2 separate regions of the Homo sapiens genome follow, and region 1 is linked to region 2. A link is an interaction called in ENCODE POLR2A ChIA-PET data of the cell type or tissue named here. Cell type or tissue: CD4-positive, alpha-beta T cell. All regions are shown on one strand. Region 1 overlaps LDHAL6A (lactate dehydrogenase A like 6A). Region 2 holds the start of MIR3159 (microRNA 3159).

What was found. Peaks named below come from ENCODE experiments on the same cell type or tissue, not always from the same donor. Only the 100,000 strongest peaks of a DNase experiment are listed, where the experiment ranks them.
Region 1: POLR2A ChIA-PET joins it to region 2 with 6 read pairs; 7 of 35 experiments call an interaction of 5 or more read pairs at or near these places.

What each region holds. Positions count from the first base shown.
Region 1 is chr11:18,466,907-18,471,906 of GRCh38, reverse strand. The region is part of intron 3 of LDHAL6A (lactate dehydrogenase A like 6A); the gene reads right to left. Among named protein-coding and RNA genes, the nearest start is that of LDHAL6A, 14 kb to the right of the region's middle. In CD4-positive, alpha-beta T cell, no CTCF peak of the experiment used is centred here; no DNase peak of the experiment used is centred here.
Region 2 is chr11:18,384,779-18,389,778 of GRCh38, reverse strand. It overlaps MIR3159 (microRNA 3159), which reads right to left and starts at 1,992; the gene lies at 1,919-1,992. In CD4-positive, alpha-beta T cell, no CTCF peak of the experiment used is centred here; no DNase peak of the experiment used is centred here; H3K27ac peaks cover 2,011 bases.

The DNA.
Region 1 (5,000 bases), 82 kb before region 2:
ATGTAAATAGTTACTGGAACTTTTTAATTTGTAAAAAAAAAAAAAAAATCCTAAATACTCTTAAATCAACAATTACAAACCTTCATAAGCCATTCTGGGTAGATTTTTGTTCTTTTGGAAAAAATTTTTTTTTTTTTTTTTTTTAATAGAGACAGGGTTTCACCATTTTGCCCAGGCTGGTCTTGAACTCCTGGGCTCAAGCAATCCTCCCGCCTCAGCCTCCCAAAGTTCTGGGATTACAGGTGTGAACCACCACGCCCAGCCTCATTCTGAACAGTTTTGAAATTAATACCTAGTATTTGTCATGTCTTGTGCTCCACATTTCCACAGTAATAAACTAAAATGCTATATTAAAATAATGTCAACAGTGTGTTTTTGTAACTGAAATAAGATCTGTATGCAGGCGTGGCGGTTCACGTCTGTAATCCCAGCACTTCGGGAGGTCAAGGTGGGTAGATCACTTGAGGCCAGGAGTTCAAGACCAGCCTGGGCAACATGGCAAAACTCCAGCTCTACTGAAAATACAAGAATTAACTGGGCATGATGGTGTGCGCCTGCAATCCCAGCTACTTGGGAAGCTGAGGCACGAGAATCACTTGAACCCAGGAGGCGGAGGTTGCAGTGAGCCAAGTTTGCGCCACTGCACTCCAGCCTGAGCAACAGAGCAAAACCCTCTCTCAAAAAAAAAAAAAAAAACTTCTAAAGTTTAGTTTTACAATTCTACCACTACATGGACAAAATTATGCACTTAGGTAAGATAAATTAATATTTAACATAAATAAGAAACCCTTACTAATTGCTTGTTTTAATTTTTAAAATTTCACATTCATATCAGCATAATAAAATATCATATATAAACTAAAAGTCTGAAAATAGACTGCAGTAGGTCAGTTACTGAAAATAAAACACTGTTGAAATGTGGCCAGGCGCTGTGGCTCACGCCTGTAATCCCAGCACTTTGGGAGGCTGAAGTGAGCGGATCTCTTGGGGTTAGGAGTTTGAGACCAGACTGGCCATCATGGTGAAACCCCGTCTCTACTAAAAATACAAAAATTAGCTGGGCGTGGTAGTGCACGCCTGTAATTCCAGCTACTTGGGAGGCTGAGGCAGGAGAATTGCTTGAACCCGGGAGGTGGAGGTGGCAGTGAGCCGAGATCACGCCACTGCACTCCAGCCTGGGCAACAGACCAAGACTCCATCTCAAAAAAAAAAAAAAGTGTGCTAGGTAAATAGGTAAATGTGAGTATTGCTATAAAGTTAGTAATGTTTAAAAAATAGCACCACAATCATCATAACTATTAATACATTTAGTTTTTATCCATGATTTGCCAAAATAAAAATTGGCACATCCTTGAAAGGGAGATTTCTAAAGGAACTTAAGAACTTCTAAAAGTGTCTCTGGTGATTCATTTAAATGATACTTACTTTTCCTGACCTTAAAACTCTGATTTGAACTTGCACTCCATTTTGTAGTGATGCTACCTATACATATTACACATGTGTGAAGCCTTTACTACAGAACCACCAAAACCAGGCCTTGAGGACTGTGGAGACACGGGAGCTGCATCTGAAGGCAGTCCTGCATGGGAATTAGTACCTACGCCTGAGAAACCCCTCTCTACCCAGATTGCTCTCAGAATTGCCTTTTCTTTCACTAAAATTTTAGCTAAATATTATCATTCAGTGCCACGCGGTGGCTCACGCCTATAATCCCAGCACCTTGGGAGGCCAAGGCAGGCAGATCATTTGATGCCAGGAGTTCAAGACCAGCCTAACATGGTAAAACCCCATCTGTACTAAAAATACAAAAATTAGCTGGGCATGGTGGCACATGCCTGTAATCCCAGCTACTTGGGAAGCTGAGGCATGAGAATTGCTTGAACCTGGGAGGCGGAGATTGCAGTGAGCCGATATTGCATCACTGCACTCCAGCCTGGGTGACAGACAGAGACTCTGTCTCAAAAAAATAAATAAAATTATCATTCGGGGGGGAAAAAATCTTTCCTGAGTGGTATCAATTTTTGGTAGCTTAATACTAATTTAAAGTTGTCAGTTTTTGTTTTTGTTTTTGTTTTGTATTAGAGTAATGAAGTTAATTGTTTCTCTTAACTTTTGAAGCACCTGAAATTTTGAAGATGGTTCTTAGTGGACCATTTTAACAGACTCACTAAAATAATGGAGAAGACTTTCTTCACATGGTTCTAATATCAGAATAAGTTTTCTAAATAGATATGGAAGATATATTTGATAGTGTGTACTATAACTGCATACACTGTCAAGCAAATACAGAACTAAGCTGTTAAATCATTTGAGATTGAGATTTTTTTATTTTTCCTTATTTTTACTGCTGTTAATGGCAGACAGCCAGTATATAAAATGTAGAAAGAGTATCCTCTGAATGTGCTTATTAGAAATATTAGTCAATAAATTAAATATTCTTTAATAGACTTCTGCCATAATGCATAGAGAAGCATCTTTTGCTAATGTACACTTCTAAAATCTGTGGTGGGAGTGTGGTGGGCCAGTTAATGTTGCCAAGCAAGTGATGCTTAATTTGTTTTTCCTAATTTGTTATCATATAACCTTAATGACGCGGTACTTTGAGGGTAGAGGCGTTTTAGTGCAAATCAAAGTAGGTTGGGGATTCACTTAACACAAACAGTAAATGTGAACTTACTGTCCCCACAGACTTCAGTGCCCTGAACGGTTAGAGAAATTAATGAAGGAGCTCCACCAGGTGCCTTCACAACTCTGAGTCATATCAGAATCTCTCCACAGCTCTCCTTTCAAAAATGACACCGTGACATTTCAGGATGTGAAAAAACTTACTGGAAAGTGTGTAAGAAAATATAAAATACTATTGTACAATGTGATAATGTATCATCAGCTTGTTATTTTCAGTGTGCTTCCTTGTAGCGCCGGACTACCATTTCTGAATTTTGGATTTGGTATTTTTTTTAAAGAATCAAACTCTTAAAAGAGGAAATGCTTATACCAATAGCCTGTATGAAGCAAAATTTATGTGAAAGCTAAAGATATGCATGCAGTTAAATATATAAATAAATCTCAATGCCATACAAAAAGAACTTTTGATAATCTATGAACTATTTTAAAAAAGAAAAAACAGCCTCAAACTTATGGGATACCGTTAAACACACCAACATATATATGCATGTATGGTAGGACCAGAAGGAAGGGAGAGGAGCAGAAAATTATTCAAAGAAGTAACAGCTGAAACTTCCCAAATAGAAAAACATTATACATCCAAGCCGGGTGCAGTGGCTCATGCCTGTAGTCCCAGCACTTTGGGAGGCTGAGGTGGGCAGATCAGTTCGGGTCAGGAGTTCAAGACCAGCCTGGCCAACATGGAGAAACCCCGTCTCTACTAAAAATACAAAAAGTTAGCCAGGAGTGGTGGTGGGTGCCCATAATCCCAGCTACTCAGGAGGCTGAGGCACAAGAATCACTTGAATCCAGGAGGCGGAGGTTGCAATGAGCCGAGATCATGCCACTGCACTCCAGTCTGGGCCACAGGGCAAGACTCCATCTCAAAAAAAGAAAAAAAAAAAAACCTATACATCCAAGCTGCTCAATGAATGCCAAGTGGTATAAACTGAAAGACATTCACACTTCAACACATCATAGTCAAACTGTTACAAGCCAAAGAGAAAATACTGGAAACAGCAAGAGAAAAACAACTTATTAAATACAAAAGAACCAAAATGAATCAGCAGTAATCCCTATCAAAATCCTTGCTGGTTTTACTTCAGAAATTGACAAGCTGATACATAAATTCATATGGAAATGCTAAAGATCCAGACAAGCAAAATATATATATATATATGTATATATATATACGTATATATATGTATATATATATACGTATATATATGTATATATATACGTATATATATGCATATATATACGTATATATATACGTATATATATACGTATATATATATGTGTGTGTATATATATATGTGTGTGTATATATATATATATATATATATATATATATATATATATGTGTGTATATATATATATTTTTTTTGAGACAGTCTTGCCCTGTTGCCCAGGCTGGAGTGCAGTGGTGCGATCTCAGCTCACTGCAGCCTCTGCCTCCTGGGTTCAAGCGATTCTCTTGCCTCAGCCTCCCAAGTAGCTAGGATTACAGGTGTGCACCACCATGCCCAGCTAATTTTTGTATTTTTAGTAAAGATGGGATTTTGCCATGTTGGCCAGGCTGGTCTTGAACTCCTCACCTCAGGTGATCCACCTGGCTCAGCTCCCAAAGTGCTGGGATTCCAGGTGTGAGCCACCACGCCTGACCCAAAATAATCTTAAAGAATAGTCAGAAGACTTAATACATCCTGATTTCAAAACTTACCACAAAGCTACAGTAATCAACATATTTATAAATACTACTATGGAGTTGAGCTTCATGATATATTAAGTTAAAAATGAAAGAAGATGGAGAAAAACGTATGTAGTAACAAAAAGCTGTAAACCATAAAAAGTGTAAATGGTTACCTATAAAAGGATGGAGGCTATAGGGGAAAGGGCACAGGGACAGAAGCTGGACCACTTTGAATAATTCCTGTTCTCTAGAATTGATGTTGGAGCCATGTGAATATTTTATAAAACTGTGAAACAAAAGTTAAATAGTTCTTCAGCATCGAAATTAAAATGAATAAACTTAATCATGCACTCACTGTTGGTCTGCACAGAGAAAAACTACTCCAAATAATTTTAGAATACAGTAATTTGAATATCCCTAAACTACTAAGCTCCAGACTCATAATCTCTAGCTGTTTGACATTTCCTCTTGAGTATCATTTCAGGTATCTTGATTTTTCCCCTCTATATGTAACATCCCTGCCTCCTTCCCTCACTGACTCCCACCCGATCAGTAAATTTACCAACCCAGTTAAATGGAACTACCATCCCTTCAGTTACTCAAAGGAAAAACTCTCGAAGTTATTTTTTATTCCTCCCTTTCT
Region 2 (5,000 bases):
TTTAGTAGAGACGGGGTTTCTCCATGTTGTCCAGCCTCGTCTTGAACTCCTGGGCCCAAGCCATCTGCCTACCTCAGCCTCCCAAATAAATTAATTCATATTTGTATATGTCTCTGTCACTGAACTGTAAGCTCCTAGTGCAAATAAACTTTTTTTCCACTGGGAAACTTTCTTTCCACTAGGAAAAAATGTTTTCCTAGCACAGGGCAAGAAGTTTTCCTAGCACCGGGCACAGTGGCTCATCCTTCTAATACCAGCACTTTGGGAGGCTGAGGCAGGAGGATCGCTTTAGCCCAGGAGTTTGAGAGCAGCCTAGGCAAAATAACAAGACCTCATCTCTACGAGAAAAAAAAAATTAGCTGGGCATGGTGGCGTGTGCCTGTAGTCCCAGCTACTCGGGAGACTAGGGTGGCAGAATTGCTTGAGTCCAGAAGGTTGAGGCTGCAGTGAGCTATGATCGCTCCACTGCACTCCTGCCTGGGAGACAGAGTGAAACCCTGTCTCAAAAACAAACAACAACAACAACAAAAAGGCTGGGCACGGTGGCTCACCCCTGTAATCCCAACACTTTGGGAGGCCGAGGCTGGCGGATCACGAGGTCAGGAGTTCGAGACAAACTGGACAACATGGTGAAACCTTGTCTCTACTAAAAACACAAAAATTTGCCGGGTGCGGTGGCAGGCACCTGTAATCCCAGCTACTCGGGAGGCCGAGGCAGGAGAATTGCTTGAACTCAGGAGGCGGAAGTTGCAGTGAGCCAATATTGCGCTACTGCACTCCAGCCTGGGTGACAGAGCAAGACTCCATCTCAGAAAACAAACAAAAAAACCCCACAAGTTTCTCATTTATCTCCATAACCCAACACATACATTTATTTGTTTAACAAATATATTTTGAATTAAATGCCTGCTATGTAAAGGGACTGTGCTAGGTATTGGGGATACAAAAATGAATACAACAAACTTATAAGCCTTCGAAGACTTTCGTATTTAGTGGAGGAAACTGACAGCCTCGCCCTTAATAGTCAGAATGCATAAGAGAATGTAACTACTGCAAAAGAGGTAGAGAAAAGTGCTCTGCCATTCAGAGGAGAGAGGGCATTTGGGTAAGGATACCAAAAAAGGCTTCCTGGAAGAGGTAGCATCTGAGCTGCAGCTAGAAGAGGATTTTAATTGGTAAAGATCAGGGGCTGAGAAAGCAGAGAACAAAGCATGAATAAAATGCACAGGGGCAGGAAAATACATGGTGAGTCTGGTTAATCTTTAGCCTTAAATGCCAGGCTAAGAAATTTGGGGGAGACAGGGTATGCTGGCTGACATTTGTTTTTTTTTGTTTTTTTTGTTTTTTGAGACAGAGTCTCACTCTGTCGCCCAGGCTGGAGTGCAGTGGCGCAATCTCGGCTCACTGCAAGCTCCGCCTCCGGGGTTCACGCCATTCTCCTGTCTCAGCCTCCCGAGTAGGTGGGACTACAGGCGCCTGCCACCGCGCCCGGCTAATTTTTTGTATTTTTAGTAGAGACGGGGTTTCACCGTGTTAGCCAGGATGGTCTCGATCTCCTGACCTTATGATCCGCCCCCCTCGGCCTCCCAGAGTGCTGGGATTACAGGCGTGAGCCACCGCGCCCGGCCAACACTTGTTTTTTTGTTCTTGTTTGTTTGGTTGGTTGGTTGATTGTTTTTGAGATGGAGTCTCGCTCTGTTGCCAGGCCAGAGTGCAGAGGCGCGATCTCCGCTCACTGCAAGCTCCGCCTTCCGGGTTCAAGCTATTCTCCTGCCTCAGACTCCCGAGTAGCTGGGACTACAGGCGCGCACCATTACACACAGCTAATTTTTTCGTATTTTTAGTAGAGACGAGGTTTCACCATGTTGGCCAGGATGGTCTCGATCTTCTGACCTCGTGATCCACCCAGATCTGTCTCCCAAAATGCTGGGATTACAGGCGTGAGCCACTGTGCCCAGCCCGTGGCCGACACTTGTAATCCTAGGACTTTGGGAGCCTGAAGCAGGAGGATTGCTTGAGCCCAGGAGATTGAGGCTGCAGTAAGTCATGCTTACACCACTGAACTCCAGCCTGGGCAACAGAGTAAGGAAAGGAAGGCACCAGGATTTTTTTTAGTAATACACAACATACAGATCTACAACATGTACAGACCATATACAGCTCCAACCACATGTGTTCAGAACATACACTTCTCATACAACCCTAGACAGCCCCACAGTCCCTTCAAACCCTCACTGACAGCCTGACTCTTTTTTTTACCTTTTCTGTGGTTGCAAAACTGATGGCTTTCCTGAGTTGCAGGGCCCAAGATGCAGACAACCTCATCAGTCTCTGTTCCTGAGATACCAGGGCCTACTATGTACGTACCAAAGTAGAGGCTCCTCTCTTTGGCATGAGAGCAGGCACCTGCTCCTGAGAAACTCCTTCATGTCCCTCTCCTCATCCCAAGCCCCATCTGTCTCTCAGATGACAGGAATGGATGCCAGAAGACTCCACCCTGACTGTTCAGGTTCTCCTGGGTGACAACCCCTGGTCCCCTAATGCCTGTCTCCTCCTCCTCACCCGCTCCTCCTCCAGGCAAGGCTCATCCTCAGGCACAAGATGCTGCCTGCATTTCCTCTTTTGGCTTGGACCATCATTCCCTCCAGAATTCATTCCTCACACTGTTCCCTAATAAAATCCATCTCAAAAACTCTAGATTCCTTCCCAGCCACTTCCTAACCCAGGAAATAAGTAGCAGCTGTGTCCTTTCTCTCCCTCTTTCCCTGGCTGGGATTTGGGCCTCAAGCTTCCCATCCCACTGAGAAGTTCCAGAGCAAAGACTGTCACCAGAATTTAAGTGACTTCCAAACCCAGGGCCCCCAAAATCAGTGCTGCAGAGGGAGTCCCAAGGCCCCTTCAAGCCAGACAGTCACCAGTGGCACCCACAAGCAGAAACTGTCTGTTGTCTAATCACAGCAGGGGAGGACCATGAAAAGTTGTGATAGCCTTTCCCTCTGACACCTTGGGTGGCAAGGACAGTGATGGGCATGGCGGGACAGAGACGACGGGGCAGCTGATGGATAGGGGACACTGGCCTGGGGGTCAGGAAACATGTATTCTTACCCCAGCTATGTCATGGACACCTGGGTAACATTGTGGCAGTTGCATTCCCTCTGTAGCCTCAGCACCCTTGACTGCAAACATAAAAGGATCTCTCTTGGCCGGGTGCGGTGGCTCATGCCTGTAATCCCAGCACTTTGGGAGGCCGAGGCAGGTGGATCGCTTGAGGTCAGGAGTTCAAGACCAGCCTGGCCAACATGGCGGAATGTCATCTCTACTAAAAATACAAAAATTAGCCGGGCTCTATAGTGGGCTCTTGTGATGCTAGCTACTCAGGAGGCTGAGGTACGAGCATCGAACCCAGGAGGCGGAGGTTGCAGTGAGCCCAGACAGCGCCACTGCACTCCAGCCTGAGCGACAGAGCGAGACTCCATCTCAAAAAGAAAAAAAAGGGCCTCTTTCTTCCAGCTGTAATGTCCAAGGAGGCTCTGCGGTAGTGAGTCCAGCTTCCACACAACACACCTTCATTTTTACAATGCTCAGGACTCAGAGGCAAAGCGCTCCCCATTTTGGGAAGTGATCAGGACTGCTCCTGAGATAAGGGAGAAATGCCTATGGCGACAGGAAACCTATGCCTGCCATCCTCTTGTCCCCCATATTAGTTCCAAAACAGGATCCCAAATGCCCAGTACACTGGTGGGTGTTTGTTAAATTTGTTAACAAAAACTATCTTGGCCAGGCGCGGTGGCTCACGCCTATAATCCCAGCACTTTGGGAGGCCGAGGCCGGGGGATCACGAGGTCAGGAGATTGAGACTATCCTGGCTAACAGGGTGAAACCCCGTCTCTACTAAAAATAATAATAATTTAAAAAATTAGCCGGGCGTGGTGGCGGGCGCCTGTAATCCCAGCTACTCGGAAGGCTGAGGCAGGAGAATGGCGTGAACCTGAGAAGAGGAGCTTGCAGTGAGCCGAGATCGTGCCACTGCACTCCAGCCTGGGCGACAGAGCAAGACTCTGTCTCAAAAAAAAAAAAAACTATCTTGGGCCTGGCGCAATGGCTCACGCCTATAATTCCAGCACTTTGGGAGGCCGAGGCGGGTGGATCACTTGAGGTCAGGCATTCAAGACCAGCCTGGCCAACATGGAGAAACCCTGTTTCTACTAAAATACAAAAATTAGGTGGGTGTGGTGGTGGGCTCCTGTAATCCCAGCTATTCAGGAGGCTGAGGCAGGAGAATCGCTTGAACCTGGGAGGCAGAGGTTGCAGTGAGCCGAGATCATGCCACTGTACTACACCCTGGGCAAGACAGAGCGAGACTCCTTCCCAATAAAAAACAAACAAACAAACAAACAAACAAAACAAAACAAAACAAAAAAACTTGGCGGGGCGTGGTGGCTCATGCATGTAATCCAGCACTTTGGGAAGCTGAGGCAGGTGGATCATGAGGTCAGGCATTCAAGACCAGCCTGGCCAACATGGCGAAGCTTCGACTCTACTAAAAAATACAAAAATTAGCCAGGCGTGGTGGCGGGTGCCTGTAGTCCCAGCTACTCGGGAGGCTGAGACAGGAGAATTGCTTGAACCTGGGAGGCAGAGGTTGCAGTGAGCAAAGATCGTGCCACTGCACTACAGCCTGGGTGACAGAGCAAGACTCTGTCTCAAAAAAAAAAAAAAATATATATATATATATATATATATCTCTTGTCCCAACACAGTGGCTTATGCCTGTAATTCCAACACTTTAGCAGGCCTAGATGGGAGGATTATTTGAAACCAGGAGTTCAAGACCAGCCTGGGCAACACAGTAAGACCTTGTCCCTACAAAAAATTTTAAAAATTAGGTTCTGCTGGACAAGGGGGCTCTCTGCCCTGTTCTTTGAGCCTGCTCAGAGGACACTGCCCTGAAAAGGCAGCCCTACTCATTTCTGTAGGGTGCTAGAAGGGAAGCCTGAGAT